Linked DNA regions of Homo sapiens: regions 1 and 3 are each linked to region 2. Evidence: chromatin contacts called from ENCODE Hi-C data. All regions are on one chromosome and are shown on one strand. The core of a region is the stretch at or near the end of the contact, and the rest is flanking DNA. Distances in the headings are between cores, read along the strand shown. Region 1 overlaps SIK3 (SIK family kinase 3). Region 2 holds the start of LINC02703 (long intergenic non-protein coding RNA 2703). Region 3 has its middle 9.7 kb from the start of FXYD2.

Region 1 (3,821 bases), core at 1,312-3,811, 1.0 Mb before region 2:
ATGCAAAAATTAGCCGGGTGTGGTGGCGCACGCCTGTAGTCCCAGCTACTTGGGAGGCTGAGGCAGGAGAATCACTTGAACCCAGGAGGTGGAGGTTGCAGTGAGCCAAGATTGCACCACTGCACTCCATCCTGGGTGACAGTGAGACTCTGCCTCAAAAAAGAAAAAAAAAAAAAAAAGGAGCAAGGTTAATAGACACATCAACTTGGATGGATCTTAAGGACATTATGGTGACTAAAAATATCAGGCCAGTCATGGTGGTTTATGCCTGTAATCCCAACACTTTGGAAGGCCTAGGCAGGAATATCACTTGAGCCCATGAGTTTGAGACCAGCTTGGTCAACTTGGTGAAACCCTACCTCTAAATAATTAGCTAGGCATGGTGGCAGATGCTTGTAGTCCTAGCTGCTTGGGAGGCTGAGGTGGGAGGAGGTCAAGGCTGCAGTGAGCCGTGATCTTGCCACTGCAGTCCAGCTTGAATGACTCTTTCTCAAAAAACAAACAAACAAAAACAAGAAAATAAAAAAGCCAATCTCAAAAGGTCGCCGACTGTATGATTCTGTTTATATAGTGTTCTTAAAATGATGAAATTACATAAATGGGAAACAGATTAGTGGTTTCTAGGAGTTAGGGATGGTGGGGCATAGAGGAACAAGCATGACTGTGTAGGGGTAGTGCAACGGAGATCTTTGTGGTGGTGAAATATTTTTGTATCTTTTTTTGATACAAAAAATTGAACAGGGGAAAGGCAAGATCCGTTTACACATGCAGGCATATATGTGAGAGTACTCAGTAATGACTGAGTCCGAATAGTTGTAATTGCTATTGTAGTAATTGCAGTTGTTGTTCCACAAATCTACACATGTGATAAAGTGACATAGAACTATACATACGCATTGTACCCATGTCAAATTCTGGGTTTTGATATCGTTCTATAATTATATAAGATTTAACCATTGGCGGAAACTGGGCGAAGGGTACACGGGACCTCTCTGCACTGTCTTTGCAACTTCCTGTGAATCTATAATTATCTCAAAATAAAAAGTTTTTAAAAAAAGATTACTACCTTGGCTGCTCTTTTGAGGAGTAATCCTAGGAGGTTATTGCAGAAATCTAGGAGTGAGGTAGTTGCTGTTAAATGAGGCTGGTGGCACTAGAGTGGAGTGAAGGCAGGGGTGAGAAATAGTTGGATTCTGAATATGATTTGAACGTAGAGTTAATAGAATTTGCTGATGGATAGGATGCAGGGTGTGAGAGAAAGAGAAGAATGAAAGATGCCATAAAAGTTTTTGGCCTGGTCAATGGAGGAGCAAAGAAAAGAGATAGTAACAAGAAGCAGCAACAAGTCAAGAAGCCCGGTAAGAGGTAGTTGGATTCTTGGCAAGAAAGACAAAATGACAAACCCTCTTCCTCTAGTCAGTGGCAGCCACGCCTGGGAGTTAGAGGACAATAGGATATTAAAGTGACTGCACTCTTATTAACCTGCTTAGGGGGAGCTGAGTTATCTTGGCCTCGCCCTGCTTTTTTGGAAAGAAGCGTTTGTTTGATAAACAGGAAGTCGTTTCCATGGGTGTAGGAAGAAGAAATGATAGAACTGAGTGGCAAAGCAAAGAACTACTAGCTGTGGTTAGTTTGGAATTGGCAGAAGTTTTTTCAGGTAGTCACCTAAGATGAAGATGAGCACACATACTGCCTTTTCCCTTTTCTAGGCTGGGTTCATTCTTCACTGAAATGTGGTATTTCTGCCTATTGCTTGTCCTGCTGTCAGGGTATGTTCATTTTCAGCTAGTGTTTTGCATCAACTATGAGTTGTAGACTTAGCAGACAAATGGAGACACTGTCTGTTTAGAGTGGAAAAGTGACTTATTTTAAGAAATGTTGGCTCCGCACCACTATCCCATTAGTGGCATACCTCTGACACTCCATTGAAGCTGGCCTAGGGAAGGTAAGACTGGCTTCTGTGTATTTTTGCTCTTTGAAAGGTCAGAACCTAAATGTACCACAAGATATTTTCTTCCTGAGTAAGATTGGGACAAAATTACAAACAGTGAATTCTGAAGCAAACTTACGTGCTGGTGCTCTAATACTTTAGAAAATTCAAAATCGATTTCCTGTACTTCTAACAATATTACTCTTCGTCGGGTATGTAAATCTCTTAGTGTCACTTACTTCTTTTCATTTTGCAAGGAAGGGCAGACCAAAAAGATTAAAGAAGACCAATGCCAAGTCATGGTCATGGGAAAGTGAGAAAGAGAATTTAAAAGTACTTTTTACTTTTTTTTACTTTGTTTTACTTTTTACTTTTGAAAAGCACTTGAAACAGGAGAACCATTTTTTTTCCTTTTAACCGAGAGTCACCTCATCCCTGTCTGGGTACATGTTTGGAGTGAAATTGTGGTCAAAGAAAACTTTAAATTTGTCCCAGACCTATAATGGCAACTAAATAGATAAGTAGTTGATTGATGGTGAAAAAAGCTTAGTGTGATGGACTTGACTTTATGCAGCAGGTGTCTACTTGAGGTTTGTTTAGATTGGTGGGGGTGGGGAGGGGGCAGGACTCTAGCTAGGGGCATGGCTGCAGTGTGGATGATTGGGATGAGGATATGGGTAGTATTTGTGTCTCAGTATTTAGGAGAGGTAGTTCACTGAATTGCCTGGAAGAAGCAGAACAACTCTGGAGTTCCTTGCAATTGGAGTTTATCCTGACAAGGTTCAACGTACATTTTACTTTGCGTATTGAGTGGATTCAGGAGCCATTTGGTTTCATTTGCCTTCTGAAAGTACTGCAGTATTTGTAAAAATGCTGTGACTATGTGTTAAGTCCAGGCTGGTCTACAGCTCTGGATTTCTTCACTGAAAGTTAAATATCACATTTGAACTTGAAGAATGTTTGCTGCCTGCCTCTAGAGCATATACGAATATAAAGCAGCTATTTGTCAGCAGGCAGCTGAAAGGCGATTTTCAGCAGGGAGTGAAAACCACTGCAGGCTGCTGGCTTCCTGGCACACCCACTAGACCTCGTAGGTTTACAGTGAAAGCAAACCAATGGGAGTAGGGGTTGGGGGGATAAGATGGGCAAAAATCAGGGCAGAGGCTGAGGTCTGAATGCGATTGAGCCACTGGAAGGAGCTTGCATGTGAAGAGCACAGTGCTCCCAAAGAGAAGAAAACTTGAACCCTAAACACAATGGCTAGGAGCAAATATCTAATGTGAACACTTTAAAAAAAAAAAGTGATTTGTTCCGTAAGTGTATTTAGAGTCCAGGGGAAAAAAAAAAGTGATTTGTTTATCTTCTTTGTATCTATAACTATAGGGGTACTGAAGGTAACTTTGGGGAAAGTATTATAGTTTAAGCTGTACTACCCAGTGCGCTGTTACAGCTACCTTTTAACCAGAACCATTAACAGTGACAATCGATGTGTAGAAAATCACCTTTAAGCTCTGCAGAATCCTGAAGGACTTTGTGCTCTATTGACTAGATGTTTAAGTATTCCCTATATAGTATTCAGTGGACCTTTTCAAAAATGTCTTTTGCAACATCTTTGAAAGTGAAAGTTTTAACGTATGATACTCTTAATCAGAGTACACGTTTATTCCCAAATATTCTGTTCTTTCTTTGGGTATAGCATGCAACAGAGTTTACTTGTATTTAGAAGATCAAGAGGTGGGGGTATTGGCAGGATAAATGATTTGTCCAGGGACAACTGATGTGTCACTGTAGAGATAAAACAGAACTAGGCTGCATTCCAGCAGCTTCTGGCCCGTATAACAGTTTTGAGAACTTTCCAATCACTTTAGGAAAACAAGGTACTTAGAAATTT
Region 2 (4,250 bases), core at 141-2,640:
CACAGCACACCCATTTCAAGCCTCAGTGAGTTCAGTGAAATGCCATTTCCCCAGGTCAGCATTTTACATTACACCAGCCCAGTATCCCTGCTTGACTGCAAAGCATTAACTAGGGCCCTGCCTCAATCAAACATGCTGCCATGGTGTGACAGGATGCATTCTGTGTAACGACAGGCAGAATGTCAGAGACCTGGGGAGGAAAGCTTGCAATCTGTCCAACAGTGCAACGGGAAGCTCAGGAGTTACTGAGCACCTCGTCATTGGAAGCATCCAAGAAGACATTGGATAGGCATCTACATTGCATAGTGTACTGGAGTCACATTTGGTCTGAACTGGAATTCTGGCTCTACCATTTATTGGCTCAATTTCCTGCAGCCTCAGTTTACCCATTGGAAATGGGGGGAAATAAGGGTATCTATCTCACAGGGTTGTTGTGAGGAGAAGATCATGCATAAAAATGGCTTAGCACAGTGCTCCATAAATGAGAGAGACAATGATGAAGGTGAAGGTGCTGGCGATGGCGGTGGTGAGTATATAAAGAGGAAGAGGAGAGTGAACACATTCTTGACTCTGAAGGGAGTTTAATGAGGAGCAGTTGCAATGGGGCACTCTGTAGAACTTGCCATTTTGACAGCCCTGCTTCCATGTGGAGAGCTAAATAGAGGAGGCTCTGGGAAAGTTATCCCACAATAAAACCCACCCAGCCCTTCCTACCTTCGTTGTGAGTCAGACACATTCTCCCATGCCTAACCCTGCCTATGTTCTCTCCCAGAACTCTGGACAGAGAGATACAATTCAGCCAATTAGAGCACTGCTTAATTGCTAGCATTTTGCAAACCACTGCCTTATTGGCTAGAAGGGCAATAATATCAAAAAGACCTCCTGGTGACTTCACAGTTGGGAAAAATAGATGCTCCTAAGTCATCCCTTCTACCCTCCTCTAAGTAACAAACACCTTTCTCCCCTGGGGAAATTTCTTCTTTCATTTGCTGTAAAGTGACTTCTGCTGAAGTGTGTGTTTTTGAAGTGGAAAATTGAAAGCACATGATTCATTCCAAAAGCAAACTGTTAGTTCACAGCTGAGAAATCACTTTGCTATTGGTCCAAAGAGTTGCTTCTCAGGTTTGAGGGGGGCAAATTTGTAACTCCACTTTCACCCTCTCCGACTACAGAACCACTCCATTGACAGACCAAGAGCCAGAGAAATGAAGATCGAAATAGCACCTTTATTCCTGATAATGTTAAATTAGAGGGGGTGGCTTGTGTCAGACCAGAATGACCTGCTACTCTACCCCTGAGCTGATCTGATCCCCCAAAACTTCAGGCTTCCCCAGTCGGGGCAGAGCCAGCCCCACGAATCTTACCACATGGCTGACAGCAGAGCTTGTGTGTTCTCCCAGGGCAGGCATATACCAAAAGAGAGGGAGAGGGAGGGGAAGAGAGTGAGTCATACATAAACTCAAGTGACAAATCACTCCTAGCTGGGTCAAAAAGGGAGTAGAGAGGGGCCAAGTGTGTGGGGTCAGGGAAGTCCCTCTATATGAAAACTAGAGAAGGAAGGGGATAAAAATTCCCCAGATTTTTGTTATCTTAACCAGCTGGGCTTAATGTTTAACCCCTGGACAACCAGGTATGTGGTCATCTGGCTCCAGGAGGGGATGAGCTAACTATCTGAGCAGGAGGTCGCTCCCCCAGCATCAACTTCTGTTCCTTCCTGTGCCTTCCTGGGACCATCCTAAGACACTGTTGATTTCACTTCCATAAGCCTCTGAGATGAGCCAGAACAGTGTGTTAATAAAATCCAGTCCAAGGCTATGTTGTGTCTAAGACTGCAAGTTCAGAGCCTGTTCTATTTCCAATCCAAATTGATGTCCAGCCACATGGACCACTAACCTCATCAGAGGTTCTGTAATGAGGTTTAATAGCAGAGTGAAGATACTTCAATAATAAAATGCATAAAGAGCTAATAAAAAATGCATAAAGATTTCTTCAATAATAAATGGGAAAATAAGATGTCCCAAATTTGGATATAAACCCTTCCCATTATCAAATTCCTAGGGAAAAATTTAGAGATTAAAATCCCAAAGAGATTAAAGTCCAAAATCAAAGTATTTAGCCCTTGCGAATTAAAGCCCAAAGAAAGTCCAAATTGCCCAAGTTACATTTAAGTTTAAAGCAGTGGAGATCCTCCCCAGTTCCCTACTCTGCTCAGTCTCAGGCAGCAGCACTCTTGGTGTCTGAGCAGAGGGAGGAACTCCGTGAGCAGCTGGATCCTGAGTTGGCTTCCACTGGGGTGTATGTGTGTACCTCCTCAGAACCTCAGAAATGAGATCATTCAACTCCAAGCCTCTCATGCACTCCCTTTTTTAACAGCCCAAATAATTAATAGCACATTAAAGCTTATCAAAGCTCTCTCCTGACACCAATAAAATTTAGAAAACCAGGCATTCTGAAGCCCCTACAGCAGTTGTCCCAGGCAAAATTATGTGCCCAGCCCCAGTGCTCAGTTTTGCCAGAGACCATAGCAGAGCATCCTGGTACCTGAGGGAAGCAGGAAGCCAGAGATGGTCCCGGTCCAGCCCTAACAGGTTCCCATCAGTGCCTGCCAGTATCCCAGAGTCCATGACCTTTACCCATCAATCACAGGGTTATTCCTGGCACTGTTTTATTAATGCCCTGTTTCTCCCTCCATGGAGAACACCACCATATCCCCACATGCCTGGACTCTCCTCTGCTGGAATTGGCCTCTCCCTGCTGGCACCTCCCAGGCCAGGGCTCAGCACCTGAAATGGCAGAATATTGGCTGCTCCAGCAAGGAGCCAGACTGGGATGGAAATTTCAAAGGAAATATCCAGAAACTGGTTTCACAGCTCAAAACCCTCACTCTTGTCAAGGGTATTAAAAAAATAAGTGTGTGGGAGGTTGACAGGAAGGTATTTGTGAAGAGGGCTTCTTTAGAGACAGGTGAGCTGTGAGTTCCACCTCCCTAAGGGGAGAGGCAGGTGTAACTGTACCTTATCTCCAGTCTGCTAGGGGGTCTTCAATGGGACCACTCAGACAGCAGAGTGTATGTCCCCTGTAGTGTGGGAGAATGAGTGCCTGACATGTGACCTTCACCTGTAAAATCTGGGTGACAGAAGGGAGGAAAGCAGAGGAGGTGGCACATGGGTGAGTTGCTCTCCCAGTATCTGCTCAGGCAAAGATGCCTAAGTGTTTCCTAGGGTTTTCATATGGGCTTTGCAAGCAAGAGAGCTGGGATGGTACAAAGTTAGGCCCTGCCCACTGGGCCGCATGCAGGAACAATGGGACCTCTGCCGATACAAGCTGACCATTCAACCCCTGCCCTGTTGCAGGCACTGGCTGGGGAGAGAGAAACCAGCTATAACTTTGTATGAAGTTGGAAGCTTTGACCATTACATGGGATCAGGCATTCTAAATATGAGTTCAATCTAGATATGATTTCAGGTATCATTGAACATTTTATTTCCCCCAAAATATTCCTAAAGGTCATGGATCTTTCCATGTACATATTTGGGGTTAGTAGAACTTTCCTCCTTAAGTAAATGTAAATAGTGGGAAATCAAGAAAGTTGCTTTGTGATTTCATTTCAAGCTTTTTCAAAGAACAGGTCACAGTGGCATAGCACTCTTACAGATTCTTCTTTACTTAACTTGCAGCATGGTTATCTGTGGACACATCTCATCTCTGGCCAGTAGACTGTAAGCTTCTTGTAGACAGGTGTCTTCTTTATCGATTACAACTCCTTTCTGAATGTTTGGAACATGGCATGTATTCAGTAAATATCTGAGGATAAAACGAAAACAGAAAGGAAGGGAGGATGGGAGAGACAGAGAGAGTGACAGAGAGAGAGAGAGAGAGAGAGAGAGAGAAATGAGAGAGTCAGAGCATCCGTGAGACTCTTGTGCAGCAAAGATCAGTTCATCAATAGAACCAGAGTACTATGGGGCTAGAAATTGATGGGCATCTTCCCCACATGCTGCCATGTATTTTTTGTCTTTGAAGCTTTTGCCACAGATTACCCTCTGGTCCAGAACTGCACATAGCCACTCACTGCTGGCCATTAGTCACAGGTCAGATGAGCAGAAATGCTGCTGGGCTAGTCTAGAGATTGCTGGCTAGGAGTCCAGAGTTCCTGGTACTGGGTCTGGGCATTCATGCCCGGAACTCTTCATTGCCTCATCTAGTAAGTGGGGATGGCAATGTCTCCTCTGCTAAGCGGTCAGGGTTAT
Region 3 (3,911 bases), core at 736-3,235, 1.9 Mb before region 2:
TGGCAGGCACTTCCTGGCTGGGTGGCCTGGACTTCCCCATCAGAGGAAGAAGAGCCTCAGACAGGCCGATCGCTAGCTCCTACAGGCTGATCTCCTGTCCAGGGTGAGGGTGCCCCTGGCATGGGCCTCCAGTTTTTCTAAATGCTTTGGGGCATCAGGAGAAATCTCCACCCCACCCCCCCAGCAATTCCGAACTCTCTCTCTTGTACAGGGAGCAAGGAAGGGGTGCCCCCAAAGAACTGAGCGTCTCCACTGGCGCTGCGTCTAGTGAAGGAAGTGGGCTCCCTGGACAGACGGGTGGGAGTGGAGGGCGTGAGGGGTGTTGTGCTGAAGAAAGGCCCAGGGCAGGGGGTGGTGTAGCGTCTCCTCCCAGACTCTCCAGGCTTCCACCCTCCCTCCGCTCTGCTCGGCAGGGCTGCTGTGGGGGAGATTAGTCGCCTCCCTGTTGATCCATGGCCCCAGGCAGCTGAGCTCTGAACTGCAATTCATCAGGGGCCTCTGGGGCGGGTAATCTGTGCCTCACCAAGCGCCCATTCTTCATTCCTAGCAGGCTGCCTGACAAATGCCTGGCCAGCGGAGATCAGAGGCAAATGCCACGGCAGCTCGGCCCTGTTGTCAGAGCGAGTCACTGGCTGGGAAGATGGATTGGGCCTGGGCCTCGGAGCCAGGGCCACAGCGGCCTCCTTCCGGGACATTGGGAGGGCAGTGCTGAGCCCAGGGCTGCACTGGGAGAGCCACGGAAGGGCCCGAGTGTCCTAGCCTTGGAAGAAAGCCTGGGCCCAGACTCAGTGCCCCCTCCCAGTTTTGGCTGCAGGAGGAGCCTCACAGGCTGGGGACACTTCATAGTTTGCCGTTGAGTGACTGAGGACTTGGGAAGAAATCCTGTTTAGAACTTCAAACGTTCATTCCCAGAGCTTCAACCTGACACTGGAGGGGCAAAGAAGGTGGCATTGGGAGATTGGGGGAGGGTCTCCCCCAGGTGTGGAGGGACCTCATGCCTAGAAGGGACTGGGACGAGCTATGTTCAGGAGTGGCAGCTCCCCAACCCGTTTTGGCAGATTTCATTTTCAGTTTGTAGGCAGTGGGGCCTCAGATGTGAAGGCAAGCTCAGAATTTAGGGAGACTTAGGGTCCCCTGGCAGGGCGGGAGACCAGGGCAGAGCACCTGCCAGGGGACCCTGAGTCTCCCTGAATTCTGAGCTTCCCTTCACAGGGTGCAGGTGACACCAGGTCAGGAACAGTCCTGGAACAGTGGAGGCCCAGCCTGGCCTGTCCTGCTCCTATGGGCTTGCTGGGCTACCTGCTGTCACCCTGAGTGACACCCCGAAGTTCCTCAGCCCCAGGAGGCCGCCAGTCACCGCGGCTGCTACTGTCTCTAGATGTCTAAACTTGGTTCCCTTTTCAAGAAATGCTCACTGTCACTTCCCCAAAGGGCTTCTTTGGTGTCACTGAGAGGAATTCCCCCTGGTGAGCAGGGCAGCAGGGAGGGGAGAAGAGGGCAATGTTCTGAGCTGGGGAAGCAATTTGTGGCCCCGGAAGCCCTGCCTGCAGCTCAGTGCAGACCACACCGTGGAAGGTGGAAAATTGGTTTCACTGCCAGCTCTGCCCTTGGCTTGCTGTGTGACCTTGGGAAGGCCCTGGTCTGTCTCTGGACTTGGCTTTGGAAAAAACAGACACAAGACAAAAGTCCCAAGCTTCAGCTCACACGTCAAGGAGCTGTGACTTTTCAGGGGAAGGGGTAAGGGGAGAGCTGTGGCTGACCCCCTTGTTCCCTCCCGCCCCTTGGATAGCTGTTCTTAGAGAAAAGCTGGATACACCCCCACAGCCCCTGCAAATACACACTTGGCTTCCTCCCGGCAGTGAACACAGAGGCGCCCAGCAAGTGATGAAGGCAGACAAAAAGACACACTTGACAAAGCAAAGGAGATGAGGCTGGCTTGGCCCCGAGCCAGGAGCATGCTGAATTCTCTTGTGGTCTTTGTTTCCTGAATGGCCTATCAATCAGTAACCGAGTGCGTGCCAAACCCAGCCCACACGGGAACCCGGTGTCCTCGGCTCTCCAGTAAATACTACTTCAGGTCTCATGTCCGAGGACCATATGCTCCCAACACAGCTAATAAAATCATCCAGGAGTAGCCTGGAGGCCGCAGACACCCGCCCCAGGGGGCAGGAGGGGGACGAGCCAGGCTGGGCCTCCGCTGTTCAAGAGTGTTCCTGACCTGCTCTCTCTAGCACCCTGGGCACCTGCCAGGGGACCCTGAATCCCCTGAATTCTGAGCTTTGCCTTCACATCTGAGGCCCCACTGCTTATAAGCTACATGAGGGAGGGATTGCATCTGAAAGTTCACCCACCGATCCCAGTGCCTCACCCCCCTTTGGGCACTTAGTGCACCCTCCATACATGTTTACTGAGTGCACACGTGACTGGTTGAGTAGAGGAATGAATGAGTGATTGATTACCAACCAGGTGGACCACCCCTGTCCCTGCTCCATGCCTCCAGGAGCAAGGAAGTTGTGGGGTCAGGGTAGGCAGCTGGGGTGGTCAGAGGTGTGCGTGATCCCTTCTTCCTTGGCCTCACAGCTAAGGTCACAGGCTTTGGAATCAGCAGACCTGGATTTGAGCCCTGGCTTAGCCAATTATGAACTAAGTTTCATGCGCATCCGTGTGAAGAGAACCACCAAACAGGCTTTGTGTGAGCAACATGGCTGTTTATTTCACCTGGGTGCAGGCGGGCTGAGTCCAAAAAGAGAGTCAGCGAAGGGAGATAGGGGTGGGGCCGTTTTATAGGATTTGGGAAGATAATGGAAAATTACAGTCAAAGGGGGTTGTTCTCTGGTGGGCAGGGAAGGGGGGTCACAAGGTGCTCAGTGGGGGAGCTTCTGAGCCAGGAGAAGGAAATTCACAGGGTTAATCACTCAGTTAAGGTGGGGCAGAAACAAATCACAATGGTGGAATGTCATCAGTTAAGGCGGGGCAGGGCCTTTTCACTTCTTTTGTGATTCTTCAGTTACTTCAAGCCATCTGGGCGTATAGGTGCAAGTCACAGGGGATGCGATGGCTTGGCTTGGGCTCAGAGGCCTGACATTCCTGCCTTCATATATTAATAAGAAAAATAAAACAAAATAGTGTTGAAGTGTTGGGGCGGTGAAAATTTTGGGGGAGTGGTATGGAGACAGAATGGACGATGTTTCTCCGGGCTGCTTCAAGCGGGATTAGGGGTGGCGTGGGAACCTAGAGTGGGAGAGATTAAGCTGAAGGGAGGTCTTGTGGTAAGGGGTGATATTGTGGGGTTGTTAGAAGAAACATTTGTCATGTAGAATGATTGGTGATGGCCTGGATACGGTTTTGTATGAATTGAAAAACTAAATGGAATAAGAGAAGGAGAAAAACAGGTATAAAAGGTCTAAGAATTGGGAGGACCTAGGACATTTAATTAGAGAGTGCCTATGGAGATTCAGCATAGTCCTGCCAGCAAAGATTATTTATTTACTTCAAGAGTTAAGAGTGGCAATTTGGAGATAGCACGAGGAGATATCAGCTGTGATGGCTTGGAGAAACAGTATAAACCGGCAGTGTAAACAAGAGCAGGGCATGTATGAGTAGTTGAGAACGGTGAATAGGAGTATGACTAGACAGAAGATAGTAGGGATGACAAGTTTTTTGGGGCACAGTCGAAGTTGGTCTGGTGTCTGGAATGAGACTGGGGCCTAATAAAAAGGAGCATCTATACAGGAGGTTAAATGGGCTGTACCTTGTAGCATTCTGAGGACATGTCTGACTTCTGAGAAGGGAAAGTGGTAAAAGTATTGTCCAGTCCTTTTTAAGTTGGTGGCTGAGCTTGGTGAGGTGTGTTTTTAATAGACCATTAGTCTGTCACTGAATACTAAGAGCCTGAAAAAATGCTTGGCTGA

The links. Hi-C counts contacts between places; a loop is a spot of excess contacts on that map. Pooled maps may share reads with other maps.
Region 1: a map with no recorded cell type shows a loop between it and region 2 (5-fold over the local background). The contact joins the enhancer-like site here to the promoter of LINC02703 in region 2. A Hi-C loop is called at or near these places in 4 of 37 single-sample maps with no recorded cell type and 5 of 50 pooled maps.
Region 3: a loop to region 2 is called in a map of GM12878, with 11 times the contacts of the local background. The contact joins the enhancer-like site here to the promoter of LINC02703 in region 2. A Hi-C loop is called at or near these places in 1 of 168 maps with a recorded cell type or tissue (GM12878), 5 of 37 single-sample maps with no recorded cell type and 6 of 50 pooled maps.

Annotation. Positions count from the first base shown.
Region 1 is chr11:116,929,496-116,933,316 of GRCh38, reverse strand. All of the region lies in intron 3 of SIK3 (SIK family kinase 3), which reads left to right. Among named protein-coding and RNA genes, the nearest start is that of APOA1, 94 kb to the right of the region's middle. Within about 2 kb of position 2,561, at least 20 of the 41 ENCODE cell types and tissues checked have a DNase peak (open chromatin) inside an H3K27ac peak, as active enhancers do.
Region 2 is chr11:115,916,776-115,921,025 of GRCh38, reverse strand. LINC02703 (long intergenic non-protein coding RNA 2703) reads right to left here and starts at 1,390. Exons shown (of 7, transcript NR_187258.1): 1 at 715-1,390. RefSeq lists an enhancer at 1,545-1,694.
Region 3 is chr11:117,813,070-117,816,980 of GRCh38, reverse strand. It overlaps a transcript of DSCAML1 not described here. Among named protein-coding and RNA genes, the nearest start is that of FXYD2, 9.7 kb to the left of the region's middle. RefSeq lists enhancers at 1,725-1,804, 2,594-3,171. Within about 2 kb of position 1,985, at least 12 of the 41 ENCODE cell types and tissues checked have a DNase peak (open chromatin) inside an H3K27ac peak, as active enhancers do.